Regions from separate parts of the Homo sapiens genome. Here regions 2, 3, 4 and 5 are each linked to region 1. Evidence: chromatin contacts called from ENCODE Hi-C or POLR2A ChIA-PET data. All regions are on one chromosome and are shown on one strand. Each heading gives the region's core, a stretch centred on a gene start or an enhancer-like site at or near the end of the contact. The rest is flanking DNA. Distances are from core to core; before and after follow the strand shown. Region 1 has its middle 100 kb from the start of FOXN3-AS2. Region 2 overlaps FOXN3 (forkhead box N3). Region 3 overlaps FOXN3 (forkhead box N3). Region 4 holds the start of FOXN3-AS3 (FOXN3 antisense RNA 3). Region 5 overlaps FOXN3 (forkhead box N3).

The links. Hi-C counts contacts between places; a loop is a spot of excess contacts on that map. ChIA-PET counts read pairs that join two places held with the same protein, here RNA polymerase II (POLR2A). Pooled maps may share reads with other maps.
Region 2: a pooled map shows a loop between it and region 1 (8-fold over the local background). The contact joins two enhancer-like sites. A Hi-C loop is called at or near these places in 5 of 37 single-sample maps with no recorded cell type and 4 of 50 pooled maps. POLR2A ChIA-PET finds 5 or more read pairs at or near these places in 1 of 52 experiments (activated naive CD4-positive, alpha-beta T cell).
Region 3: a loop to region 1 is called in a map with no recorded cell type, with 8 times the contacts of the local background. The contact joins two enhancer-like sites. A Hi-C loop is called at or near these places in 2 of 37 single-sample maps with no recorded cell type and 3 of 50 pooled maps. POLR2A ChIA-PET finds 5 or more read pairs at or near these places in 1 of 52 experiments (H1).
Region 4: a loop to region 1 is called in a pooled map, with 4 times the contacts of the local background. The contact joins the promoter of FOXN3-AS3 here to the enhancer-like site in region 1. A Hi-C loop is called at or near these places in 3 of 37 single-sample maps with no recorded cell type and 8 of 50 pooled maps. POLR2A ChIA-PET finds 5 or more read pairs at or near these places in 1 of 52 experiments (activated CD8-positive, alpha-beta memory T cell).
Region 5: a loop to region 1 is called in a map with no recorded cell type, with 8 times the contacts of the local background. The contact joins two enhancer-like sites. A Hi-C loop is called at or near these places in 1 of 37 single-sample maps with no recorded cell type and 4 of 50 pooled maps. POLR2A ChIA-PET finds 5 or more read pairs at or near these places in 4 of 52 experiments (H1, OCI-LY7, Panc1 and 1 more).

The regions. Positions count from the first base shown.
Region 1 is chr14:89,679,626-89,682,581 of GRCh38, reverse strand. No RefSeq gene overlaps it. Among named protein-coding and RNA genes, the nearest start is that of FOXN3-AS2, 100 kb to the right of the region's middle. Within about 2 kb of position 1,426, at least 8 of the 41 ENCODE cell types and tissues checked have a DNase peak (open chromatin) inside an H3K27ac peak, as active enhancers do.
Region 2 is chr14:89,302,667-89,305,622 of GRCh38, reverse strand. All of the region lies in intron 3 of FOXN3 (forkhead box N3), which reads left to right. Among named protein-coding and RNA genes, the nearest start is that of FOXN3-AS3, 46 kb to the left of the region's middle. RefSeq lists enhancers at 265-534, 1,448-1,647, 1,748-1,807, 1,838-1,907. Within about 2 kb of position 1,547, at least 31 of the 41 ENCODE cell types and tissues checked have a DNase peak (open chromatin) inside an H3K27ac peak, as active enhancers do.
Region 3 is chr14:89,328,994-89,331,949 of GRCh38, reverse strand. The region is part of intron 3 of FOXN3 (forkhead box N3); the gene reads left to right. Among named protein-coding and RNA genes, the nearest start is that of FOXN3-AS3, 20 kb to the left of the region's middle. RefSeq lists enhancers at 597-646, 1,586-1,835. Within about 2 kb of position 1,514, at least 6 of the 41 ENCODE cell types and tissues checked have a DNase peak (open chromatin) inside an H3K27ac peak, as active enhancers do.
Region 4 is chr14:89,348,850-89,351,805 of GRCh38, reverse strand. FOXN3-AS3 (FOXN3 antisense RNA 3) reads right to left here and starts at 1,519. Exons shown (of 2, transcript NR_188029.1): 1 at 1,313-1,519. It overlaps FOXN3 (forkhead box N3), which reads left to right. Exons shown (of 6, transcript NM_005197.4): 3 at 998-1,134. RefSeq lists a silencer at 341-390.
Region 5 is chr14:89,384,450-89,387,405 of GRCh38, reverse strand. All of the region lies in intron 2 of FOXN3 (forkhead box N3), which reads left to right. Among named protein-coding and RNA genes, the nearest start is that of FOXN3, 31 kb to the left of the region's middle. RefSeq lists enhancers at 754-853, 1,234-1,283, 1,334-1,403. Within about 2 kb of position 1,431, at least 13 of the 41 ENCODE cell types and tissues checked have a DNase peak (open chromatin) inside an H3K27ac peak, as active enhancers do.

The sequences.
Region 1 (2,956 bases), core at 177-2,676:
TCTACTCTGACCTGAAGCACTGAATTGGCAATGATCTTATATGTCTCATTTCCCTCACAATTTCTGCTTCCCAAAAGTCACATCAACTTCTACCAGGCGTACCCCACAGAGACCTCCAGGCATTCTGAGACAAGGCCTCTCCTAAGGACATTTTTCAGGTTTCATGACACACTATCATAACACTTAATACACTCAGTGTATCAACCCTAGATTTTATTTTATTTTATTATTTATTAATTTTTGGAGACAGAGTCTCTGTTCCCCAGGCTGGAGTGCAGTGGCATGATCATAGCTCACTGCAGCCTCAAACTCCTGGACTCAAGTGATCTTCCTGCTCCAGCCTCCCAAGTAGCTGGGACTACAGATGTGCACCACCACGCCTGGCTAATTTTTAAAAACTTTATTTAAAGACAGAGTCTCACTATGTTGTACAGGCTGGTCTCAAACTCCTGGCTGGCCTCAAGCCATCCTCTCGCCTTGGCCTCCCAAAGTGCTGGGATTACAGGCGTGAGCCACCACGCCCAGCCTGTTTGCTAGATTTTAAATTCCTTTAAGAAAGTTCTCATGTCTTGTTTATCATTGTGTCTCTCTTTCTCACTTGCCGTGGTCTCCCATCCCCCAGTACCTAGCCCAGGCTTGCACATTCTAGTTGCTTAATAAATATTTGTTGTATGGATTGGCAAATCCACAGTTGAGAAGTTATTAAGGGAGAACAGGTTCAGCAGTGATCCAGAGTCCCCACAGAAACGCAAGAGGGAGAGTGGGAAAAGGGGAAGGCAGGGAGCAAAGGCCAGGGCTGAGGAGACGCCTCTTCTTCTACTTGACAGCTGTGTCTGTCTGAATGTTTTTCTCATTCTTCTTGTTCCTAGGGATGAAAAGGAAGGAAGGAAGTGGTAGATTTGTGCCTTACAGGGCTTCTGCAAAAATTGATACTTTCTGTTTCCAAATTATTTCCTTTCTATTTTTGTGTAGGTCTTACAAAGAGAAAAGGAAGTAAAGAGGAGAGAAATAACCTGAAACTTACAGCTGAGGAGAGGTCAGTGTGAATTAGCCTCATATGTTGGCCAGATTTTTGGACTACCTAATGTCATTCCACTTTCCCAATGTCAGGGAGCAAAGCTTTTACTCCACTCATAGAGCCACATATTTTTCCTTAGGCTGAATATTTAAAAAAAATAAATTTGTCTGGAATGGTAGCTATTTTTTGAGTTTTATGTTTGCATGCACAGTCATTCTGTTCTAGTAGACACAGTTTACCACCATTATGCAATAAGTCTTTCACTTCTTCAGAAACATATAGTCTATTTTTACAGTTCCCACTCTCTGCGGTGAATGCAAAAGTCCCAGAAGGAGCGTGCAGAGAAAGCAAGGATTTATGTACCAGCCACGCTCCCTCTCAGGGGTTCACAGTGTGCTTCCTACGTGGTGGTTTTGCAGGTGACGTGGGTGGTGGAAACTTCCTTAACTTATGCTCGATCTGAGTCTTCTCATCAGAACATGACCTTTGTCTCCTTAACCCAGAAGATGCCAATGAAGTGGGTATCCTCCAAGTGAAGGCTTGGAGGTTTGGAAGAAAAAATGAATTTCTTCCTCCCTTCACTTTTTTTTTTTTTTTTAATGTTGAAAACAAACCCTTTTTTTCCCACTGGCTGCAGCAGTTGCCCTCAATGAGATGCCTTGGTGACAGCTTCAGAAGCCAAGCCTACCTCTGAGAAATGGGCAAAAAAAAAAAAAAAAAATACATTTTCAACCTTGAGTGTATTTGAATTATTGTGTTGCTTTTTTTAAAGCTCCTTGAGAAACTGAAGACCAGAAATTAAAATAATGAAATCTGAGTCCTGTCCAGGCTTAGCCATCCTTCTGATTTACAGGGGCTGCTTATACCTTAATCTATGCCTTATGGCTCTCCATCTGAAAAAAGGTGCTGGATTTCAAGGTGGGTAGTGATCTGACATAAATTTTCAAGCACAATACTGTTCTTTTTCTGGCTGGGGCTGGAAGGAGGACATATATATTGGAAGCAGGACTAAAAATTTGACCCGTGTTTCTCACAGAATTCCAGAGCACCTTCTCAACACTGTCATAATCCTATCTACCCAAGGGAGAAGGTTTGAGGGAAATAGAGACTGTGCTTGAGATTCAGATTTACAGCTCATGGTTTCAAATATTTGGGTGTGTTGTCCTCTCTGCCTATACAACACGTTGGGCATTTGTTATGCATTTTCCTGGCATTCTAACCCTCAGTGTAGATGAAGAGATTGCATTATGAAATTTGTCTTATGAGCTGTGCAAAATTGAGCTGCGTTTGTAGCTTGCCCATCTCTTTTGATTCCCTATACTCTTCTGCCTTCTCCAGCACCTGATTCAGAATACAGTCCTCCCACCTCAACCTCCGAAGTAGCTGTGTGTTACCTTATGGCACATCTCAGTTCAGACTACCCACATTTCGAGGGTTAAATACCAGCATGTGTCCAGTGGCTACCTGGATGGACAGCATAAATATAGAACATTTTGATCACTATAGATAGAAAGTTCTATTGGACATGATCTAGCCCAGTGATACCTAATAAGAATATAGTGTGTGCCACACATGTAATTTTTTTTTTTCTTTTGAGACGAGGTGTCACTCTGTTGCCCAGGCTGGAGTGCAGTGGCACAGTCTCAACTCACTGCAGCCTTAACCTTCTGGGCTCAAGTGACCCTCCCACCTAACCTCCCAAGTAGCTGGGACTATAGGCGCATGCCACCGTGCCTGGCTAATTTTTGTATTTTTTTTTGTAGATATGGGGTTTTCCTATGTTGCCCAGAGCTGTGCACATGTAATTTAAAATTTTCTAGGAGCCACATTAAAAACTAGTGAAGAGAGGCCAGGCGAGGTGGCTCATGCCTGTAATCCCAGCACTTTGGGAGGCCAAGATGAGTGGGTCACTTGAGGTCAGGAGTTCGAGACCAGCCT
Region 2 (2,956 bases), core at 298-2,797, 380 kb after region 1:
AATCGTGGTATTAGGGGCCAACAAAACAGTTGGCAGAAACTGTAAATTCTTTTGTCTTGTTAACAAAAAATGATAGTTAAAGATACAGCAGTATGTTAAGTCTGTTCTGTTGTTCAAACATATAACTTACGTGATAAATTCCTATGCTAATATAACCTCAGTGTGCTGCTCAAATTTATAGCTTGTTTAGAGAACCTGCTCACTTCGTACTTGGGTCACATGTCATCTGCTCATGGTACTGAAACTCATCGGGTAGGACAGTGATGTCATAGAGGCGTCCTTTTCTCAAGGGCTCTTAAGATGAATCTGAGGTTTTTGTTGAACGATGGGTTCTGAAACATATGTGAAGCTCCAGCATAAACGTCTGAAGTCAGGATTCTGGTTCTTAAGCAGGAGCCGCGAGTTCACCATCGATGACCTCAGTTCCCATCTCCTAGTGGCCCTCAGTGGGTACAGACACCAGCACCCGGCCTGTGTGATCCGTCCTGGTGCTGGCCAGGCCTTCCTCTCGTCCCCTCCAGATCAGCCGGGCTCAGCGTAAGTTTTCTAGGACAACTTCGTAAAATGAATTCTCATTTCATAAGCAAATATAGTGTGAGTCATGCTTTGGCCACATAGAATTAAGAAGGAAGAAAAAACACTATTTATTTGGTTGGTACTTTTTTTTTTTTTTTTTTTAAGAAACTACACTGTATTCCAGATTTGTCCGCAGATCACTGTCAGCTTCCTCTCCTCTGGGTATATGTTTTTAAAGGACGTTGTCTATTATGGGTCAGGGTCCCCCGCTCCACCAGGCACTTCGGTGTGTATTTTCTCACTTAACTCCCAGCTCTGTGCAGAAGGTCTGGGAGACACCAGTGCTTAAGCCAAGTTTTATGGGGGCCAGACGAGGAGCAGCCGGGTTGAATGCCCAGGTTTTCTCTGGTTTCCAAGCCCATACTCTGCTTTATCCTTAGTTTTGGGCCCAGTTTTCAGAACACATCCAGAATCATCCATTTGCCCAGCAAACCAACATAAGGTATCAAATGAATGGCCAAGATGTTGAATGTATTTCATCCTTTGTTTCCTTGATTTCTAAAAAAACAGCCCTTAGATATTTTTAACAGAATTTTTAAAAAGCACCCCCTGTTGTCTAAGTTCTCTTTTCTATATGATCTTTGCCGCCTCTCCTGCCCCCACCTCCACCATAGTCAGAAATCTCACATCTCAACAAACATCTCTCTCCTGTCTTCACCGCGGTTCTGCTCACAGCCACTTTCCCCTTCAAACTGGACATTTTGGATTTTCCCTGCTAACCTTACCGCCCCTTCCCGCCCCTTCCCGGGCTCCAGCTCAGCAGGAAGAAATGTCGTCAGCAGAGGCTGCAAACCCAAGCCTGTCCCTTTTCAGTGGTATTTTTACTACGAGCTGAACTACTTCAGCATCATGTAAACACGCTGGAGTGTGTTCACAGCTGCCTCTCTTTTAAAGTTGAACCAGCTCAGAACTAAAAGGGGAACTGCTTTCAGGTTCTGTTCAAGTTTGCATGTGACAGCATCAAAGCTATTTTTAGCAGAGTGATCACCGGCAAGAAGCTGGAAACGGCTGCCTTCAACTATCAACAGTGGAAAGAAAGGATCATTTATGGACTGCTGCAGCTCTTGAGTCCATTTATATGGGAGACACAGGGGTGTGTAAATCTCTTCTTCAAAGTTACAAGGCGTCTTGTCCCCCATCACCTTTGCAGAGACAGGGCAGTGTTAATTTAGTGCTTGGTTGCCTGGGCTCCAAGTTAAAGTAGATACACTGATAATAGTGAATTATAGGACTGTCCTCAATGTCTGTTCTGAGAAGAAGGCGATGTATAGATGCTCAGAAACATCCATTAAACTTTTGAAGTGTTTGTATTGTTTCTTCAGTTTTCCTTTTCTTTTCTGTAGATCACCAAACTCAAGAGACAGCAGGAAACGGGAGGTAGTTATGTAAGCATCATGGCAATGAAGAGAGCATGAGTCACTTACTAGCCATGCGACCCTCATTAAGTGACTTTTCCTTTCTGAATTAAGTGTTCTTAGCTGCAAAATGAGGATCATAATACCAGCCCTATATACTTTATAGGGCTAGTTTTTTTTTTGTTTTTTTTTTTTAGCAGATGTTTATTGAACACCTACTCCATGCCAGCTCCTGGGGACATGAGCTGAATCAGATCGTCAGTGTCTTCAGAGAGCTCACAGTCTAGCTCCATAAATAACTAACTTATAATACCCTGTGTTTCATGGAAAGGAGACAGCATAAGACAGATAGGATCTGCTCTCAGCATGGAGGGAGGCAGGAAGAAGACAGGAGGAGCAGTATTTTCAAGACAGCATAAAAGTTTGCAAAGAAAACAAGGGAGTGAGGGACATTCCAAGCAGGGGCAACTGAGTAGCAATGACAGAGGTCAAAGGCGCTCTGGTGTCTCCAAGGGACCATGAGCAACTTGGTATTGTCAGAGCGAAAAAAACTAAAAGACAAGGGGTGGCAGGAGAAGCTGGAGCAAGTGGAGCCAATTGTTTAGTGCTAAAGAACCTGGAAGTGGCACAGGTCACAGGGAGCCAGGAGTCATTTTGAGCACACGATTGACTGGATTATACACAAATTAAAGTGGAGTCATTGCTAGCAAAAGTCCCTGAATCTGTGTATATGAAGTGGTAGCAGTTTAGTGCAGGCAAAGAATGCCCTACACATAAAGTGTCCTCCCTGGAAAGGCTAAGCTGTAGCACAGTACTAAAACTTGGTGGCCTGTGACTCCTTTGAACAATGCCTTTGAAGAGGGCGGAGGTGGGCAGCCTTTGAAGAGGGTGGAGGTGGACAGAGAAGGGCAGATGAAAGGGAGAGAAGTAGCATACCTTCTCAGACCCGATTGGTACTGGGCTCTGCAAGTGGCTTTGGAGGATAAGTCACATCCTTCAGGAGCTTTCAGGCCAGGTAGCATTGA
Region 3 (2,956 bases), core at 265-2,764, 350 kb after region 1:
AAAATCACAGCACACTGATCAACATATTCCAAGGAACACCAATTTGGGAACAAGTAATCTAAAATAAAGATTACCACTCCGTAATGGGTTATGAAATCAATGTAGGGGTTACAACTATCTTTTTGTTTTACAAAAAATAATACAGTAGAATAAGAAATACCAGAGTGCATTGCACAGAGGAGGCTATTATTTTGTGAAACCTTTGTTTCAGTTATGTATGGTATATTTGTGTGAACTCAGTCAGAATGAAGCCTATTTGTTACTATAAATGGTGGCCAAAAATACGCTGGAGAAGACTGGTCTGATTCAGTTCCTCAATTTTACAACTGAAAACACAGAGGAGACCCATGTGGTCCTAAGATCACACGGGGAGTTAGTAACAGATTGAGTCTGAGTCTGTTCTTCATCCTCAGTCCCCTTCACCACTGCTTTTGCTAAATCCATAGACCATCCTGTTTAAAAAGCAACACTCAGGGAAACAACGCAAACGTCCATCAGCAGGTGGTGGATGAACAAAACGTGTCTTGTACAGACAATGGAATATTACTCAGCCTTGGAAAAGAATGAAATTCTGACACAGGCCACAACATAGATGAACTTTGAACATTATGCAGAGTGAAAAAAGCCAGATACAAAAGGACAAATATCATATGATTCCACTTATATGAAGTTTTCCTAGAATAGACAAATAACATAGAGACAGAAAGTGGATTAGTGGTTACCAGGGCCTGGGGGAAGGTGGGAATGGGGAGTTAGTATTTAATGTGTACAGAGTTTGGGATGATGAAGAAGTTCTGGAAATAAATAGTAGGGATGGTTGCACAACAGTGTGAATACACCAAATGCCACTGAACTGTATGTACACCTAAAAAATTGTTTAAGTGGCAAATTTCATATTTTGTGTATTTTATCACACATTCCAAAATGAATCTAGGCGCAAAAGAAGAAGAGGAAACAGAACAACGTAGCATTTCTTGTAGACAGACCTCATTTCACATTCCAGCAGCCGTTTATTCCTTCAGCCTACCCCTTGGTGGGCCCAGGTCCTGAGGATTCTGAGGCAAACAGGACAGGCTCCCTGGCCTTAGGAATCCATGGAACCGACTGTGGCCAAGTGTGGCCTTGATTCTGGAATCCCTGGCAGGTGATGACTGCTGGCATTTCCACAGGTGATGCATTTTACAGCAGCGAGTGATGCTTAGCCAATGACCTTTCATGTGCTAATAGCTCTGATTTTTCCAATTGCAGCATTTGGATAAACCCACAATTTGCTTTTGGAATGCCAAGGAAAAACATCGTTTATGGTTTTTCTTTTGGTCTCACCCCTTTCATCAGTTGGTCTTTAGCCTTAACCCATAAACAAATAGCCTTTTCTCTCTTTACTCTTCCCTCTTTCTTTGCAAGACCTCCAGGCTCCCTGCAAATGGCAATTCAAGCGACATGCTCCTACCCACAAGTTACAGTGATTCACGCTGGCTCCATTCTGTACTCTTGCTTCACATGTTTGGATATGAGAGTCAGAAGACTCGGGGTGAGCCAGAAATGAGGTCAGGGGCAGCTGGGTAGCAGAAGCGGGATGTCTGTTTCTTTCTTGTAGCTGACTTAAGATTTTTGATACTCCCAGTGCAGGGCAATTTCTGCCCGTACAAGCTGTGGCAGATAGGAGTCTACCGCTGGCTCTATTTGAGGGCATTGGAGATTTCTTACTACCTGGCAGGCACCCCTGTGCTTCTAGCCCCTCCACTGTTATTGACAAACAGGTTTGTGCTTCCAGCCACCCTGTCAGAATCTCTGCAGCCCTCAAGTCAGCAGCAGCATTAAAGGAAACCTGGAGGATGTCTCTCTAACTCCACCAGTGAAAATAGTTAACTGGGCTTACTGGGAGCTAAGAAAATAGTTTATTTTTATGTTACATTGAACTTTACCACAAATGGCGGGGGAGCAGGGATGGCTGGCACACATCATGATAATGATCTTGAAACCGTTAGCATAGTCTGTGAGTTTTAGGTCCACCCAGGGTTTTTCCGCCTTGGTACTATTGACATTTGGGGCCAGATAATTCTTTTTTTTTTTTTTTTTTTTTTTTTTTTTTTTGAGACTGAGTCTCGCTCTGTCGCCCAGGCTGGAGTGCAGTGGCACGATCTCGGCTCACTGCAAGCTCCGCCTCCCGGGTTCACAGCATTCTCCTGCCTCATCCTCCCTAGTAGCTGGGACAGGTGCCCGCCACCACACCCGGCTAATTTGTTTTGTATTTTTAGTAGAGACAGGGTTTCACCATGTTAGGCAGGATGGTCTCGAACTCCTGACCTTGTGATCCGCCCGCCTCGGCCTCCCAAAGTGCTGGGATTACAGGCTTGAGCCACCGCGTCCGGCAGGGGCCAGAGAATTGTTTATTGTGAGAGGCTGTCCTGTGCCTTGTAGGATGTCTGGAAACATCCTTGGCCTCTACCCACCAGGTACCAGTAGCACCCCCACCCACCACCAAGTTGTGGTGATGGAAAACGTCTGCAGATATTGCCAGATGTTCCCTGGGGAGCAAAACCAACCCCAGTTGAGGACCACTGGCACACCCCAAATCCCTTCTGCTATGTTCCGAGTTTTAAATGTTGAGGACTTTTTCCATGGATATTCTGGAAATAATAATGAAAAAGAGCTTGGGGTTTTGGTTTGATTCCTGCTTTATTAGTATTAAAGGGTGTGTAAGCATCACAGCCTGGGAAAAATTAACACCTACTATCTATGTCAGAATGAATCTGTTACCCATGTACTAGGCTTGGTTCCGTGAGGGGTGCTATATCTTGGGCAACATGATTTCTGGTGTGGTCCAGCTGCCGAAGAATTGCACAGTGGTGAGGGTCGGTGGCCTCTCTTATATCATCTACTTTGCTGTATTTCCCAGATGGCAGGCCGAGGCCTTGCATGGTTATAAGCTGAGCACAGGAGCAGGTAAGCTGAG
Region 4 (2,956 bases), core at 270-2,769, 330 kb after region 1:
GGAGGACAACATCAATCTTACTGTTGGCTGAAAGCAGGAGGTGGGCACGGGTTTATGTAATTTAACTTCTTTTCTCTGCAAATCAGTAAATATTTACAAATGACCTTATCAAACAGTTTGGGTACATTCGGTCACTTGAAAGTGTGCGGCCAGAGGAACGATTGCCCGTCGGCCTGCTGCCAGTTCCGGGGGGCCTCAAAGGAAGGACTTACATTTTTAAAAATAGGCTGTCCATAGACCAAACGCTTCACAGGAAGTGGGCCTCACAGGAAGCCTCCCTCTCTCCACAGAACGGTTTTAGAAAATTTGCATTTTAAAGTTTGACTTCTAAAGATTCAACTCTTAATGGCTGGAGTCGATTGCTGGGAACTGAGGAATCCAAAAAATAAATAGTGGATTCTGAGTTGGGCTTTACCATTGCTGCCTGAGTTCTTTTGTTGCTTAGGGAAGGTAATTACAGAATTCTATTCCAAGAGTAAATGTCATTCTTTTGTGAGTAAGCTGGAAAGAAACAAGGGGATTACTTTTCTGTTTTTATAAAATGATCCCGATGTCATATGGTTTTAAAACATAACTAAATTTCTGGAGCAGAGATGGACTTTTGGGGGTGTCTCGGCCCTCTTTTTTTTTTCCCCAAACTTTAGAAATCTGACACAGTTAAATTCATTTTTAGAAGAGAATGCACGTGTTCTTCAATGTTGACGCTGAAAAACAATGAGATTCTCATTTTATTGGTAGTTTGGGTATGAAAATTGTAATATTGTTGTATCACCATAACCTGGTAATAATATGTTCATTTTGCCTATCAAACATAATACAAGTAAGATTGAAGTGCATTTTATGGAGTTCTACTGTCAGTATAATATTTAAGGCTGGCAAACAGTCAACAAATGAGAAGCTTTTAAAAATAAAGAAGTGATAATAGCTATACATCTACTTATTGCAAAGTACTTAATAATTCTCTATTAATGCCTTTGTATTTTAATTTTCTTTGCAGAGTATTGGGAAAGGGTCGTTGTGGTGCATAGACCCAGAGTATAGACAAAATCTAATTCAGGCTTTGAAAAAGACACCTTATCACCCACACCCACACGTGTTCAATACACCTCCCACCTGTCCTCAGGCATATCAAAGGTAAGCAATTCAGACTTCTTTTTTTTGGTCTACTGAAATGGCATTATTTTGGCAGAGACCTGCGCGGAAATTAATTTAATAGGCCGTACGAGATTTTAAAAATAACTGCAGGTAAATGAGAAAGAAATTAAGTATTATTAGGAGGCATATCCACTGTTGTATTTCCTACAAACCTTACCGCTGCTGCAGCGTCAGAGGAATGTGCTTCCAGAAGGCTTCATGGTGGGTGAAATCATGTCTTCCTGGGTAGAAACATTTACAAAGAAAAGTCGACAGCTTTCACATCTCGGTGTGTGTCATGTTTTGTTGGGATAAAAGTACAGGAACGAGTCAAGCAGGCAACTCCATCATCCCCTCATCTGGCCGGTCTCTGCAGACATTCAGTGGAGGCTCACTCAGTTGTCCCCACTGTTGTCTTTCGCAGTCTCCATGTAGACGGTGCTCCCAGGTGACCATTTTGTTGTGGTTACTTGGTCTTTGCTTCTTCAAGGAGAACAGTAGAAACAATAGAGACATTTTATCCTCCTCACATGCCCATTTGTTTGAGACAGTAAGGTCATGGGTACCATTTTTACAAATATATCATTGGAAGGGAGGGTAAGTAGCCTGTCACTTTTTTAAAAAGTGTCTTAATGTTAGATTCCAAAAGAGAGCCAAATAATCAGAACCAAATTTTTAAGATCAATTTTTATGAATACATAGTACTTGAATTTGAAGTGCATTCCTCAGTTCTACAAAAAAATATTTAAAAATGTATAGAAATGTTTCTATCGTAACCACCTAGTTAAGAGGAATTATCCTTGGACTGCAAGTTGAGGTTAATTAGGGATGGCATGATGTCATAGACTTCAGGAATTTTACAGTCCACTTCTTTGCAGATTCTTTTCCTAGTCTGCTGTTTGTTCTGCAGGAGGGAGCACAAAGTGATCTTCTGAAATAGCATTAATGAAGTTCTTCTGCATCTCAGTTGAGAAGCATTCCATCACAGGCCCTAGACAATCAGTCTTCAGCAAGAGACAGGGAGGAACAGCTGGGCTCTCTGAGAAGACTGCTGTATGTCTGCCTTTGCTAGGCGATTAGCGTGATGGTACCCATAGCAACTGGAGCGTCTCCATAGTAACGCGTAGCCGAGACAGGTGCAGTTGCATCACAAGGCTGTTTGTTGCCTGGCAAAAGGACAGGCCATTAGTACTTAGATATACACTGTTGCCTTAGAAACAAATAACCTTACATAGCAACTACAGTTGATTTGAAAGGTTTGGTGTGTGGGGGGGAAGGTTGTAGCAGCTTTTGTCTGTGTTCATAAAAATCAGTGGAAGCATACTTTATTCGAAATGACAACTTGAGGTCATATAGCTGTAGGAGAGAAAGTGGGATTTTCCAAAGCAGCCCAGCCAACATAGTAGACATGTCCAGAAGGACAGAGCCATATGCTTGGTTTTCTCCTTGTGGCCATAGCCACTCCCCAAATGGAAGAGAACCAGGATTGGAGTGGAGAATTGCCGATGTACAAGGTTGGTGAAGGAGGACGTGACACTAATTATTGAAATATTTCCCAGATTCTCATGTTTCTTTGTCATTCTACCCCCACCCCCCGACTCTCCAAGCTGCATGGAATACCCTTCTCTGGGTTTTCCACTCTGCACCTCAGAAGTATTTCATCTCCCTTTGCTTCTAGGAAGTTAAGAACATGAGTGTTACTCACTGGGTCATGTCATTGGTTCCTTTAGACCAGTATTTTGTTGCCAAATGTGACCCCGAGGGAAACACAGTAATTATTTAATAATTCGAAGGATTATAGAGGAGCTCTGGGGGTTGGAAC
Region 5 (2,956 bases), core at 182-2,681, 300 kb after region 1:
ATTAAATAATGATAATACAACTCCTGGAATATAGTACACACTCAGTAAATATTATACTGACGGTCATTTCCTTCATGTTGGTGCTATAGATTGAATTGTGTCTCCCCCCTAATTGGTTGGTTTGTTTATTGATTGATTGATTGATTGATTGAGACAGAATTTTGCTCTGTCTCCCAAGCTAAAGTGCAGTGGCACGATCTCGGCTTACTGCAACCTTCGCCTTCTGGGTTCAAGTGATTCTTGTGCCTCAGCCTCCCGAGTAGCTGAGACTACAGGTACACCACCACATCTGGCTAATTTTTTGTATTTTTAGTAGAGATGGGGTTTCACCATGTTGGCCAGGCTGGTCTTGAACTCCTGACCTCAAGTGATCCACCTGCCTCGGCCTCCCAAAGTGCTGGGATTACAGGCGTGAGCCACCATGCCTGGCACCCCCCAATTTATATGTTGAAGCGCAAACCCTCAATGTGGAGCTAATTAAGGTTGAGACCATACGGATGGGGTCCTAATCTGATTGGATTGGTGGCCTTATAAGAGGAGGAAGAGAGATCACTCTATTCATGCACGCACACCAAGGGCAGTCCCCATGAGCACACAGTGAGAAGGCAGCCGTCTTCTCACGAAGAGAGTCCTTACCAGGAACTGAAGCTGCTGGCACTTTGACCTTGGACTTCCCAGACTCCAGAACTGTGAAAAAGTAACTTCTGTTGTATGAGCCACGCAGTCTGTGGTATTTTGTTCTGGTAGTCTGAGCTGACTAATAGAGTGTGCTTTGGCTCTAATTAGATGATGATTTGTTGAGCTGGCATTGATTGAGCCCTTGTTAGGTGTTGGGCACTATCTTACTTAACCTGACCTGTCTAATCTCTCAATTCTCAAAACCACTTTAGAAGTTGGTTAAGTTACTTGCTAAGTTCCCCTAGCCTAGTAGTGCCAGGATTAGAACTATGACTTCACGTTGCAGCCCTGTGAAATGGCACCTCCTGCAGTTGTGCAGGGCAGGCCTCTGCGGCTGTCCGTGGACGACCTTGACAGATGGGAGACCACATGTGTGTCCCTGACTCCAGTGCTCCTGCTTTCACTAGAGAGCAGATGACACACTCCTCGATGTCAGGGGAGTTGCCTTATATTTCATTTCTGGTGGCACTTAGCAAGTGCTCTGTGCACAGGAAGCAATTAAAAAATAATTTTTGGTTGGTTAATTTTCCCCAAACACTTAGCTCCTCCTACATCTGGAGAAAGAGTGAAATTTTCACCCACCCTCCCGAGCTCCCCCGTGTGCATCCTCTGAGCTGTTTGCTGTCAGCGAAGGCATTTGCGTGTCAAACCTACCCATAAACTTGCTGAGTTGACAAAAGCAAAGAGAGATCAAGTTTTCAGTTGTTGGAGAGTAGAACCGTTGTGAGTCTGAATCTGCAATTCTTTTATTCTCTCAGTGAGTAGAAGTGAGTCTTTGTGAGGATGGCCTTCAGCCAGTATCTTGACACCTCAGTTACGTAAGTAGTTCTCATCTTGTTCTCCTCTTTTGCTTTTTTCTCCCTCTCATGTACACTCACAGTAAGAGGCCTGAGAGAACGTTAGCCAACTCCTTGTTTTTTGAGACAGAGTTTCACTTTTGTTGCCCAGGCTGGAATGCAATGGCATGATCTTGGCTCACCACAGCCTCCGCGTCCTGGGTTCAAGCAATTCTCCTGCCTCAGCCTCCCAGGTAGCTGGGATTACAGGCATGTGCCACCATGCCTGGCTAATTTTGTATTTTTAGTAGAGACAGGGTTTCTCCATGTTGGTCAGGCTGGCCTTGAACTCCCGACCTCAGGTGATCCATCTGCCTCTGCCTCCCAAACTGCTGGGATTACAGGCGTGAACCATGGCACCCAGCCCTCCTTTTTTTTTTTTTTTTTTTTTTAAATGTTTGCCTCAGCTTTTGTTATTCAGAGAGAAATTGGTCTCATCTGCCTCAGGACACGGATGGCTTTACCTATAATTAATTAAGCCTTTTCCTCTCTGAAGTTGATGGGTTTGGACTTTTGAAAAAGATGGGCCATGTGGCATCTTAACTTAGGCTCAAGGTGATAGGGTTATAGATTTTAGACCTCCCGGACCCTCTCTATAGATATTGGCCAATATTCTTTATTAGCATGTTTATGTAGGTATTAGCCAGTATTCTTTATTGGCACATTTATAATTTATACCCCACTTCCTTTTCATAGGGCTTGCCATAAGACATATAGGTCACAATCAGGTCGCTAAGGTAAAAATTGAAAATAGACAAATGCAGTAGAGAGAGGGGAAAGCAAATATTCCAAATTCTTGACCTAATATATTTGTTGTGATTGAGTGCCTGACAGCCAAGGCAAAAATGGAAACTCGGCAGATTCCATAATTCTCCTTCCCTGGTAAGATGCCGACTTAGGGGAGAGACATAATCTCCAGGTGCAAGTTTATAAAAAGATTTCATTGTAAGGCTGTTTCTCCATGGGATATAAAACCATGTAATTTACAACACGTACAGCAACCTTAGCTCCAGTTCAGAGAGCCATCAAGGCTGTTGTTCCTGCCATTAGTCATGACCTTATCCTTCTCTGCCCCTAGCTAAGGCCTGTTCATCCTGTAGACTTTGACAGCCATCATCGCCTCCAAGAAGTCTGCCATGATTCTCCCTGCTCAGGCTGGGTCATGTCCCTCTTCTCAGTGGAACCATAAGACAGGGCTTATTTTTATCTCTGCATCTCTGTATTGCTTTATATATATATTTTTACAACTAGATGAGGTATTCCTAGGACTCATTCCTGGTATTGTGGTAGGTGTGGGGCTGATGTTTGTTGAAGAAAGGAAGTTTTTTTTAATCTAGATTACAAAAACAGTTTTCCAAGTGGATGAAACCATGTTATATGAATGAAAGTCATTAGTTGTTTTTTAGTGTCTGCCCATAGTAAGTAGCTTGTCTGTGACTCAG